Linked DNA regions of Homo sapiens: region 1 is linked to region 2. The links are chromatin contacts, found by Hi-C in ENCODE. All regions are on one chromosome and are shown on one strand. Each heading gives the region's core, a stretch centred on a gene start or an enhancer-like site at or near the end of the contact. The rest is flanking DNA. Distances are from core to core; before and after follow the strand shown.

The links. Hi-C counts contacts between places; a loop is a spot of excess contacts on that map. Pooled maps may share reads with other maps.
Region 1: a loop to region 2 is called in a map of naive thymus-derived CD4-positive, alpha-beta T cell, with 11 times the contacts of the local background. The contact joins the promoter of NCOA7 here to the promoter of MTCL3 in region 2. A Hi-C loop is called at or near these places in 3 of 168 maps with a recorded cell type or tissue (CD4-positive, alpha-beta memory T cell and naive thymus-derived CD4-positive, alpha-beta T cell) and 9 of 50 pooled maps.

What each region holds. Positions count from the first base shown.
Region 1 is chr6:125,789,710-125,795,088 of GRCh38, reverse strand. It overlaps NCOA7 (nuclear receptor coactivator 7), which reads right to left and starts at 4,129. Exons shown (of 16, transcript NM_181782.5): 1 at 4,022-4,129. RefSeq lists enhancers at 3,547-3,646, 3,842-4,342, 4,343-4,843 and silencers at 3,867-4,706, 5,297-5,379.
Region 2 is chr6:127,516,177-127,521,857 of GRCh38, reverse strand. MTCL3 (MTCL family member 3) reads left to right here and starts at 2,523. Exons shown (of 7, transcript NM_001400265.1): 1 at 2,523-3,279; 2 at 5,156-5,681. The coding sequence starts at 5,244. It overlaps SOGA3-KIAA0408 (SOGA3-KIAA0408 readthrough), which reads left to right and starts at 2,523. Exons shown (of 13, transcript NR_174482.1): 1 at 2,523-3,279; 2 at 5,156-5,681. RefSeq lists a silencer at 5,610-5,681.

The sequences.
Region 1 (5,379 bases), core at 2,880-5,379, 1.7 Mb after region 2:
ACCAACTTAACAATTAGGTGTCAAAACATCAGTATGAAGAATTAACTCCAGGAGCTCAATCTTTTAAATTTCATGGTAAATAAAAGAGGCTCAGAGAAGACTCTGATTTATTAAAACAAGGATAAATCACATGAATCACTGACGCGAAGGTCAGATTGTCGATTCACTCTGGTGAGTGTTATGCTAAGTTAGGCTAGCCCTTCAGCTAAAAATGACTTTATTCTATTGAAACTCCTGTTCAACCTATATAGCGTTTAAGGCAGGTACTCCAAATATAATTGACTTAAATTGAATGGCTTTATTAATTTCAAATTAGTAATGAGTGAATATAAATGTAAGAGTTTAAAAAAAAGTTTTGTAAAACTATGTAACATTGTTTTCCATTTGGCTAAGTTCAAATGTACTAAATTTGCAATTCTTGTTCAAAACATTTAATGTAACCCATTAAACTTGTTCATCAAAAACATACTGTGTCCAGAGATCAATTGTGCAATGGCTTCATTTATTTGGTTTTATGTTTTATAATCTGCCTTGTTCCACAAAGGATATGAGTCATCTTAAAAGAATATAATTCAATCAAATGGAAAAGTATAATTAGATAAACATCAGAATCAAGAAAAACAAGGTAGAACAGAAGCTCAAGACCATAGGAAAAGATAAAATATTGATATTAGGTTATGAATTTTTATATGATTATTAAAATTGAGTTGCAAATTTGTTCATTTCCTAGTTGCCAAGTTAGAAAGGGAAATATAATCAATGATTTGATTCTCATTTTGCATGATGAAAAGAACACACACAAACACACACACACAAGTTGTTCAGGGTAAGTAAAGCTTTTCTTTGGCATTTAAAGTTAAATGGAATTTCTTGCATGAGTCTTCAAACAGAAACTATAGAAAGTACCATGATCATAACCACATTTCGAAAGTAACATAATAGTAAGTTTCCTCTGACTGTATTAATAAAATCCCTCAGTGTGGGCATATGGGGGGGTGTTAAGGATGCAAAACAAGGTACCAAAGTACAGCTTCTGAAGATCTGGCTAGACTTCTGGTCTAACAGCTAGTATTGGAAGGGAATAGGTTGACGTCATGGCCTTTGTTCAGCCAACCCCCCGTAAACATCATTTCTCTCAATTAAGCTTCTGATCAAATTTAGCAACAGAAAATTCATATTCTCTGGCATGTACAGAAACAAATGCATTTTGTATCACTGTTGAGGGGAGACCAGTAGACAACAATCACTCTTTATGTATTCACTATATCTGAAATTCAAGGTCATACAAATTTACTTCTGTATATTTTTTTCTGCAATCAACAATTCTGATTTTAGCACAAGTGAATTGAGTGGATCCTGTTGAATTTAAACAAACAAAAAATTATGGGCTGGGATTTTAAAAACAATAGTAAATGGCATTTAGCAAGAAAGGAATAGAGGTTTCTAAAATACAGCCTTTAGGAAGATAAAGAGAGGAAATCCAGGTCTTGGATTGCATTCTGGTGGTGCTTGTGGGGGCGGAGTGCTGGGGGATCAGGAGGTAGGACCCAAAAGTGAGTCAACCAATCCCAGAGGCACTGCGCATTTGGTTGTAGGACACACAGAAGAGAAAAATACCTCTTCAAATCTGAGATTAGAGCTTTTATTTGACTGTGATTCCAAAGCCAAAGTAATAGCAGTTAAACTGAGCAGTTAAAGGCTCAACTCCTACTTGTAAAATGAACAAATAAGTGCTTATAAGTAACAAGGTAAAGAGAGCTTACTGTAACCAAAGGGGAGGGCTTTTTTGAAAAGCTTAAAGTGTGCAAGGAAGAGCCAGGTAAATTAATTGCTCAATACCCTGGGTTACAAATTTAAGAAGTGTAAAATGTAATTATCTTTATTACAGGAGGGAATTTTGGCTTTGTTTTAATAAATCATAACAAATTAATTTTTTTCATAAGTTCCCTCCCACTGTTGGTTCCTGCAGTCTTATTAACTTTTATAGGAAAGTTTTATTTCCTTATCCATCTAGGAAGAAAATAAGTAGGTTGGAGAAGCAATAGTAATAAAGTATGGCCTACCATATTGTGTAAAAATAAGTCATTTGAGTAATATGAAGTGAAGATGGTAAAGATGCATTAAAATGTCAGAAAGAAAACCTGGGAGCATGCCCAGATAATATTGTTAAGCAGAGACTGAAAGAAGTTCACACTGACTCATGAAATTCATGTGATGGAAAAAAGATGAAATCAAAACAGAAAATGTCATAGTGTAAAAATAAAGCAAATAAAGTTTGATGCAGTTAACCTTGTTTTTCTTTTTTTTTTTCAAAATGATATAACATTTTAAAGCAGGAAGACACTGTATCTTGCAAACCCTCATTTCACAATCCCCTGGCTGTCAAATTTGGAAACTGATGTGTTTCTATACCGAGGAGAAAACAGTTTAAATTGTGTATCTATATCACACATTTTGAATCATTTAAGAATCACAGACACTTCTACATGTTTTATTTCTACTTTTGCCTGTGATAAAAGACATGATAATTAGATCAAACCTGAAAAACTCAACTCTAAAATAAGTGAATACATCACTTATTAACCAAATCATTGTTTCCTCTGGCGTAACTTACAATTTTCTTTAAAACACGACTTTTACTTTTTAAATTGTGTTTGAGAGCACAGTTGAAGTTGGCATGATTACCAGTGAGACTGGAAATTTTGCAAGCTTAGACATGAAATGAACTTAAGAGTTGGGGAGAATTACCTCATAACCTTGATGACATATTACAGAAAGATAGCATATGGTCCTAAAGATGTCAGAATTGAAATATAAATGTTAAAATAACTGAGTTTGCCTATTTATACAAAGAGGCAATTTTTGAAATTCAATTAAATTTCACCGGCTACAGAACAATTCTGTGATTCTAAATTGTGGTTTTTAGATGAAAGCTTGAAACACAGTTCATTCATTCAACAAATAACTAATGGGTACTTATTCTGCATAAGATGCAGAAGATTACAGGATTTAAAAAAAAACAGATTCAAGATTCTGTCCTATTTGAGCTTATACTGAGTCACTTCTCCAAATCTCTATACCTAAGTGACTATAAAATTGGAGCTTACAGTGATGCATTTTTCAAAACTTTAAGCCTTATTGCTGAATATAAAATAAAAAATGATAGTCTGGGAAGAGGGAATCTTGCCAAAAGCTCTGATGTATAAACTTTACACCTAGAGGAGAAAAAAAGCATTAATACATAACCAGTTTCTGAGAAATACAGAGCATAACATCGAGTTGGAAGTTAGGCTGGGCACAAGGCTGCCTCTGCTGGCTGACCCGGTACATCTTTCCAGCAGAATCTCAACTCCCGACACCTGTATCAAAGTTGCCACTCTTAAAACACATCCCTTCACGTAAGCAGAGGCTCCTAAATACTCAGCACAACAATATCCCAGCCTCATCGATCTCCAGAATAATCTGACTTCTAGAAGGACCTTCTCTAAATTGGCCCTAACGTGTTGACGGTAAGGGTTTGCCCCATCGATTTTATATACCAACTAGCTAGCTCTGAAATACACAAAAATCCACAGCGACTTCTACATGCCACTAATAACCCTTTGCCTGTCTACATGTTTTGGCTAGAAAGATGGGAAGAACGCATCTGCTAATCCAGCCGGAAAAACACAGTGACATATTTCCACCTGAGCTGCTGAAAATCCAACGGTCTTCTCCCCAAATAAGCCCCATGCCAACCTGTCCTCCCCACTCTCGTACTGGCGCGCACCCCCACGAGCCCCCCAAGGGGTGGGCGGGGAAGGGTCAATCTCTCCTTCGCCCCCGCTCGGCCTCCCGAGCTCAAGCAGAGGTTTTCAGGTTCACAGGGGGCTACGCCCAGCGCCATTAGCACACCTCCGAGCGCTCCACCGAGCCCCCGGCGGGAGGCAAGTTTGGCCGGTCCTGGACCCTGCTCGCGGCCTCTCGGCGGCAGCATCAGCGGCGGGCGGCGGCGAGGGCTGGGCCCCGCCTCACCACCTACCTACAGGGCGGGGGCGCCGGCTCCTGGGGTCCGGGAGAAGGGGATCGGTCGCATGCATTTCTGGGAGCGGTGGCCTCTGCTGCTGGGCGCCGGGGAGCGCATCCTCTCGGCGGGTGGAAGGAGGGGTCAGGGGAGGACCGTACGCCGAGGAGGAGCAAGAGGAGGAGGCGGGAGCTCCGAGGCGCGCGCCCGCGGGGCCCCGCGTCCGGATCGGGTGTGCGCAGCCGCCGCAGTCGGGGTGTCTTAGGCCTCTTCCCACGCGCGACGCCTCGCCAGCCCCGCAGCTGCGCCCCCCGTCAGGGCATGGGCCGCTACGGGGTCCCGGGCCCGGCTGAAGGCGGGCAGTCACGGGTGGCGCGACGCTGTGCAGACGCCCGCCTCTAGCTCCTCCCGGCCAGTGGCGCGCGCTGCGCCTCACAGCGGTTGCGGGGGCCTGGGAGCTCGCGCCGGGCTCTGCCGCTCGGACTGCAGTTGCGGCATCCTCCCCGCCCCCCGCGACCTCCGAGCTGGGAGGCTGGGCACCCCGGCTACCCGCGGCTGCTGCAGCCTCCGCTGCCGCGATCCCGGCGGCTCCGCCCCGGAGAGCTGCGCGTGCGGCCTCCGCAGGCCTCGGCCCTTTGTGGCGCCTCCCGAGTGCGGGCGCCTTGCTGCCCCAGCGAACCGCCGCCTGGCAGCGGCACCTAGGAGGGTCCTCTTACCTCACCCCGGGCCGCTTCCCCCTTACAGTTGGCCCGCCTGGCCCCTACTCTTCGTGGGAAGTAAGGCTTTGACAGCAGAGCAGGAGTTAGAGCTTTTCCCCAGCTTTAAAGCCCTTTGACTTTCCTTCCAGCTCAGGACCGATGGCCACAATAAATTCATCCTGTGTCCCTTCTGGCGTTGCGTTTAACAGAGGGGCCCACCATCTCCTTCCCCCTCCCGTTCCCGGTACACCATCCTGGATGCTGCCAAATTGCAGTCATTACAGCAATAAGAACATAGCAGTTGGGCCCTCCAGCCGACTCTTGGCAGAGACTCGAGAGAACCTTGGAGGGGGAAGGTTTGCATCAGCTGCGGGGCCTGTGCCTGTGAGCTCCCCATCCCCAGTTGGGTGCTGTTCCCTCTGCGGTCCCATGACCAGCACTGCAACATGACTAGGAGGATCTGGCCGTGGAGTTCATTCACTCTTATACGCAGAAAAATATCCCAAGGAAGGGCCTGCAACTACTCTGTTAACAGTGTGTTACAGGCCTTCCACACAGATAAACTAGATAGCAGCCTCCTCTGGGTTGTTGACGCAGCTTAAGCTGTAATAACCTCTCTGGAAGGCGGAGCAAAGCGTTAACAGTGGTGGCTTTGGCATTTCAGCAGCAGGTGGTCAT
Region 2 (5,681 bases), core at 1,274-3,773:
GATTGCAAAGGAGATAAAGAAGAAATGATGAATATAAGACATTTTGAAAGAAAATATGATTATAGAAGTGAAGGGAAAAGACAAAGCAATGAAGAAGCCCATGTTTAGTGGGAAAGTATATGACATGATAGTTTCACTAAAAGAAAAATAGATACAGAATATATTGTTTTTCTTTACTAAAAGATAAATAGAAATAGATAAGAGTTGGAAAAAAGAAAAAAATTACATGAGTTTGAGGTGATAGTGTTATCTCCAAATGTAGATATTCTATGCATTGGTGAAAAGATTGAACTAGGATACAGGTGCAAAATCTGGCTTTGAGATGCAGAGTTTTACATCATGCTATGAAAAGGAGGTGAGGCACTTAAGGCCAATATAGTAAGCACAATTGATGGAGAAGAGGAACCAAGTTTAAGTTGTGATTCTGAAATTTAACTAGAGGAAGTCACTTAACATCTCTGAAACTCAGTTATTCTGTGTTTGGTGGAGAAGATAGTATCTACTTCACACGCTTTGTTTTGAGCACACAAAATGAAAGGGCCTTGCAAAATATAAAGCTATATAAATTAAGATATTGTGATGTAAAGTCGTGAGAATAGGAGGTTGGAAATTTTAAACTACGTATTTCTTAAGGGTTTCCAAGTTGAGACTTTAGCCTTCTTCCCTTGATCGAAGGTCCACATTTTGCTGTGCTATGAAGTGGATAACTCATTATTATAAGCAAACATTAGAAGGCTGATTGGCCTGTCTGCTTCTGAAACACAGTAAAAATAATGCTGAAATCTTTCTAAATCTTGGAAAAAAAGCCTTTGAATAATCATTTTTAAGTTTTGCTTAGTTGAAGCAATATAATTTTAACCAGCAAATAAAGGAATAAATCAGGAAAATATCCAATTCAGAAGTTATTTTTCTTATGGCATACTTATGGGTAAACAAGCATGTTAAATGTTGCTTATACTTATTCTGTATTATTACAGTTTTCAACCTTGAAATTGCATAATACTAAATTATAAAATGAAACATTTAGACACATTGTTTGATTTAAGGATACATAATAATCCATTCTTAATATTTATTTTACTTTTTAAAGTTACTATTTGCACGAAATAAATGATACCGCTTTCGGAAAAAAAATCAAAACATAGATGCCTGAGCAGAGTAAAAATTCTTAGAGAAGCAGGACTATGCATATTCTGTGTCTTTAGACTGTGTTTACAGTATCAATATTTTATTGGTAAAGATTGAGCTGAAAAATATTTGTATCTACTTTATCCATTTTGATTGGATGAGACATGTGCATCTTGATATTTCTTGAGGATATTACAGCTCAAGTTTGGGTACATAATAAGAAATTGCCTAATATAAATTCAAACCAACTTGTGATTACATTTTCACTTGCTTTTTTTTTTTTCCTTTATTTTTGGTATGCTAGTCGAGGTGTGGGCTTTTTATTATAAATGTCACAGATGTCACTTTTCCTGTTCCCAAAGGTATTTGAAAGAAAATAAGGAAATTATCTCAGTTTTCACCAGTATGCTTGAGTGTCCCCAGCACAGGGACAATTTCTTGATTCAGCTTTGCATCCCAGTACCTTGGACAGTGCCAGGCTCAAAATTGGCTTTTAATACCTATTTTGGAACATGAATGATTTTATCGTGATATCATATTTGTTTTATGTGTCTCTAAAGATAAGAATAACCAGAGCTTGAGCATGTTTTTATTTTGCTGTAATAATTGCTTTTATGCAAACTACTCCTAAATTGTTTTTATTTCACTTTTAATGCAAGATCAACACTTGGAAAATTGAATCTCTTGAGCCAAAATTCATGTTGGCACAAAAAGCTATTATTATTTCAAGATATCTTCTTCCTTTTACTTACAAAATCACCATATAAATGTAAGACAAATTAAATTTTAAAATGCCCTTTCAAAAGCAGTACTTACTTTTATTCTCATACTCAAGCTCACAAAGGAATTCTTAGAGGTAGAAGGGAGGCTCCCATGCCCCCCGCCCACCACTGAAAGAAGAAACTGAAAAGAAAAAGAGAAAATTCCACTTAATTTTTAAAAATATTATTACTGTGAAACAGTATGGGTTAGTGTAAATTGTAAAGACATGTATATTCTGAACTCCTCTTTTTAAATGAATTCCCTTTTAGGCTGATATAATGTATTCTTCCTGGTTTCTGTTATTGTTCGCATGCACTACTATAAAGATTATGGATCCCAGCAATTACTCATTTTCACGGTAGAAACCGGCACTCAGTAGAAAACAGGAAAACGTACTGAAGGCAAACCGTTCTGTAAAGGATCTCTGTGGGCCGATATTTATTTCGGTTTGCACTAAATTAGTCGTGGCTTCGCAAGAACCCTTTGTCTGTGGGACGGTGGGTCCCATCATGGCAACCATTATCTATTCGTGGAAACGACATCTGATGACTCCGCCCGGGCTGGGGGTGGGGAGGGAGCACCGCGTGTAGAGCTCGACTGAGAATTAAAGTGAGTGAACAAAGAGAACTCCCAGCAGCCGCCAGCCAGCTGCATCAGGAGATGTTAGTCACGCCCGGAAGGCTGTTCTAGTCCGCCTCCTTGGAAAAGAAGCTCAAGTAAATAATTGATGGAGAATGACCGAACCCAGGACAAAGCTTTGCAGGAAACCAGTGCATCCGTGTTCGAGCGGTTTTGGGATCCTCTGCCAAGTACGGGATAAGAGAATAGAGCAAGGAGTTTGAGCGCTGCTGCCAATCTTCCATCTCGGGCGTGGCTCTGGCCTTTTTGTCTCTTTATCCCGCCACTCCCCACCCCCGTCCCCCGTCCCCCTCCCCGCCTTCTTCTCTTTCCTCTTGAAAGTAACCTCTCTTTGGTTACTTCTACCCTATCGTCCCTTGCAATCCCGCCTTCTCTCCTGCCCAGTTCGGTGAGGTCAGCTCATGAACATCTCTGCACTTCCTGGGGAGCGTCTGGCCCAGCTTGGTACCTCGCGTGTTAGCCTGCTGAGAGCTGCAGCTCCAGCCCAGCCGCGGACCGCCGGGAAGTCACCCGCTCTGGGGGCAGCTGAATCTTGACGTTACCGCCATTGTTTGGAGAAATCGAGTGGGTGTGGAACTGCGGCGAGCGAGCCCAAAGTCATGCTCAGCCGGAAAGTCGCATACAATAATATGAAGTTGAACTTTCCTCGGCGCAGAAAGGCACAATAATAAACCCTGAGATCCCCGGAATATCAGAAGGAAAGTGCTGTTGATTTGTTCAGCTACTTGGAAACCTCGCCTCTGCTGAGAAGTGAGCAAGTTCTGGATTTCTAAAGGGTTGGGGATGAATGATGGGGTGGGTTAGCAGGCGGATAAAACTTGAGATTAAAAGTGTTGGTCTAAGCCGTGCAGGGGTTGGTTGGGTGATAATTTTCACCGGGAAAGCCTTGAAGAGATGCAGCATCTTGTCACTTTGTGGGAACCACGTGACAGCAGCCGGATACCTTTGATTGTGGAGCCCAGTTACTGGAACACAAGCTTTCGCCTGGGTTAATGCTGTCTGAGGGCTGAGTTTAAACATTGGCTTCTCAGCTCTGGAATTATTCTGCCTGATTAAAAACAAAAATAAGTTTGCATTGGCAATATAAGTTAGTTAGATAGCCCATGTTAGTGCCACCCATGATGATAAACTAGGCCAGACATTCTAGTAGTATCGCGACTGGGAGAGAAGATGTAGAAAACAAGTTGGTGGGCAATTTTCCCCCGATGTCTTCTTTGTTCACCTTTATATTTCAAAGTGAGTTGGAAGGAGATGCCAGAAACAGAAAGGGAGGTGGATTAGGAACCCTTCGGTAATATTTCTTTATAAAATGAGGAATTACTGCATGCTAAGTTGTGATGCTAACAATAGATGTTAACAAGAATAATGCAAGTAAAATAACTGGCAGTAAAGTAATCTGCTCTCTGTATAGAACAAATATTTTTAAAGGAGAAATTTATGCCTAGTCATGCCCCTTTCAGTGCTTTAGACAGAAATAATTTTAAGGAAAAGGCAACTAATTGACTAGCTGCCTGGATCCCTAGGGAGAGGAACCCATGAGGCAGTAACTTGCTATTTTTCAGATTAAAGAAGCTAGTGACGGATTTATCTTGGAAATACACATACTGGAAATTGATCTTACCACCATGAGGGAAGATGCACCAGCCTTCTGGGTTCTGTCTCAGAATTGCTATATAGGAGGAAATGGGCACTTTAAAAAGTACAACTTTTGCCTATGATATGCGATGTAAGAAGATGGCTAAGAATGAAAATATTTTCTATCTAGCAATTACACTTAAAACTAAAGTGATTCATAAGACTACAAAACTGGGTAAGCATAGGAAAATTCATCACCAGAAACTTAGGAAACTGCAGAACTGACCACAACTTTTCCAAATGTATTTTAAAAATTATTTCCCAAAAGGGAAAAAATACGTTTTTGGGTTGCTAATAACTAACCCATATAGACAATTCTTAATGCTATTATTTTCTTGAAACTGAGATTGATTTAAAGGCATTCATTATTTATATTTTCTTTTAGTTCTATTATAAAGGAAGTTGGGTGCATTTTCCCAAAAACAACATTAAGGGTTGGAGCTGCCTGGGGAAAGTGTCATTTATCCGTAGAAAATATTCTCTAGGAACCCTACATCATAACCCTTTTCCTCTAATTGAACTTGGGAATACTAATTAAATGAAAACTTTCTCCAGTAAACTAGGCTTTACATATGGATTTGATGGTAAGGAAAGCCAAAGTTGTAAAAGCAGAGTTGACAACTCTAATATATGGATATCTTTTCTTTCTGAAGCTTCTTTTCCACTTTATCCTCTTTTCTTTTATATCTCCCTTTCCATCAATTCCTGTCTGACTCTGTATCTCACCCTTTCCAAAGCCTGCTACCATGAGAATGTAAGGTTCAGCTGCTTTCAGATCCGTCATTTTGCTGAGGTGGAGTGAGATGGAGACAGCGCCACCCTGGGCAAAATGAGAATTGACAGCCCTCCATCCTATTCCTAAAGACAGCCCTGCATCCTATTCCTAAAGTCAAAGCTTCTATTAAGCGCCATCCAAATGGAGCAATATCACCCTTTGCTCTGCAAAAATTCAGACATGTTGTCTTCTTCTCTCCTTTTGTTTCTGTCCCAGCTTAGGAAGGAAGGTTGGCGGCGGTGAAGAGGGAAGAGGATGATCTAGTAATGGGCTCTTCCAAATCGCATCTGGTAGGTTCATAGCCATGAGTCAGCCACCAATCGGGGGCGCTGCCCCTGCCACAGCAGCAGCTTCTCCCGCCGCTGCAGCCACTGAGGCTCGTCTGCACCCGGAGGGCAGCAGCAGAAAGCAGCAGCGAGCTCAGTCACCCGCTAGACCGAGGGACAGTTCGCTGCGACAGACAATCGCGGCCACCCGGTCCCCAGTGGGGGCCGGCACTAAACTCAATTCTGTTCGGCAGCAGCAGCTGCAGCAGCAGCAACAGCAGGGTAACAAGACCGGGAGCCGCACGGGGCCGCCCGCCAGCATCCGAGGAGGCGGAGGTGGGGCCGAGAAGGCGACGCCCCTGGCGCCCAAAGGGGCCGCTCCGGGAGCTGTCCAGCCTGTGGCTGGTGCTGAAGCGGCCCCCGCCGCGACCCTGGCCGCTTTGGGCGGCAGGAGGCCCGGACCGCCCGAGGAGCCG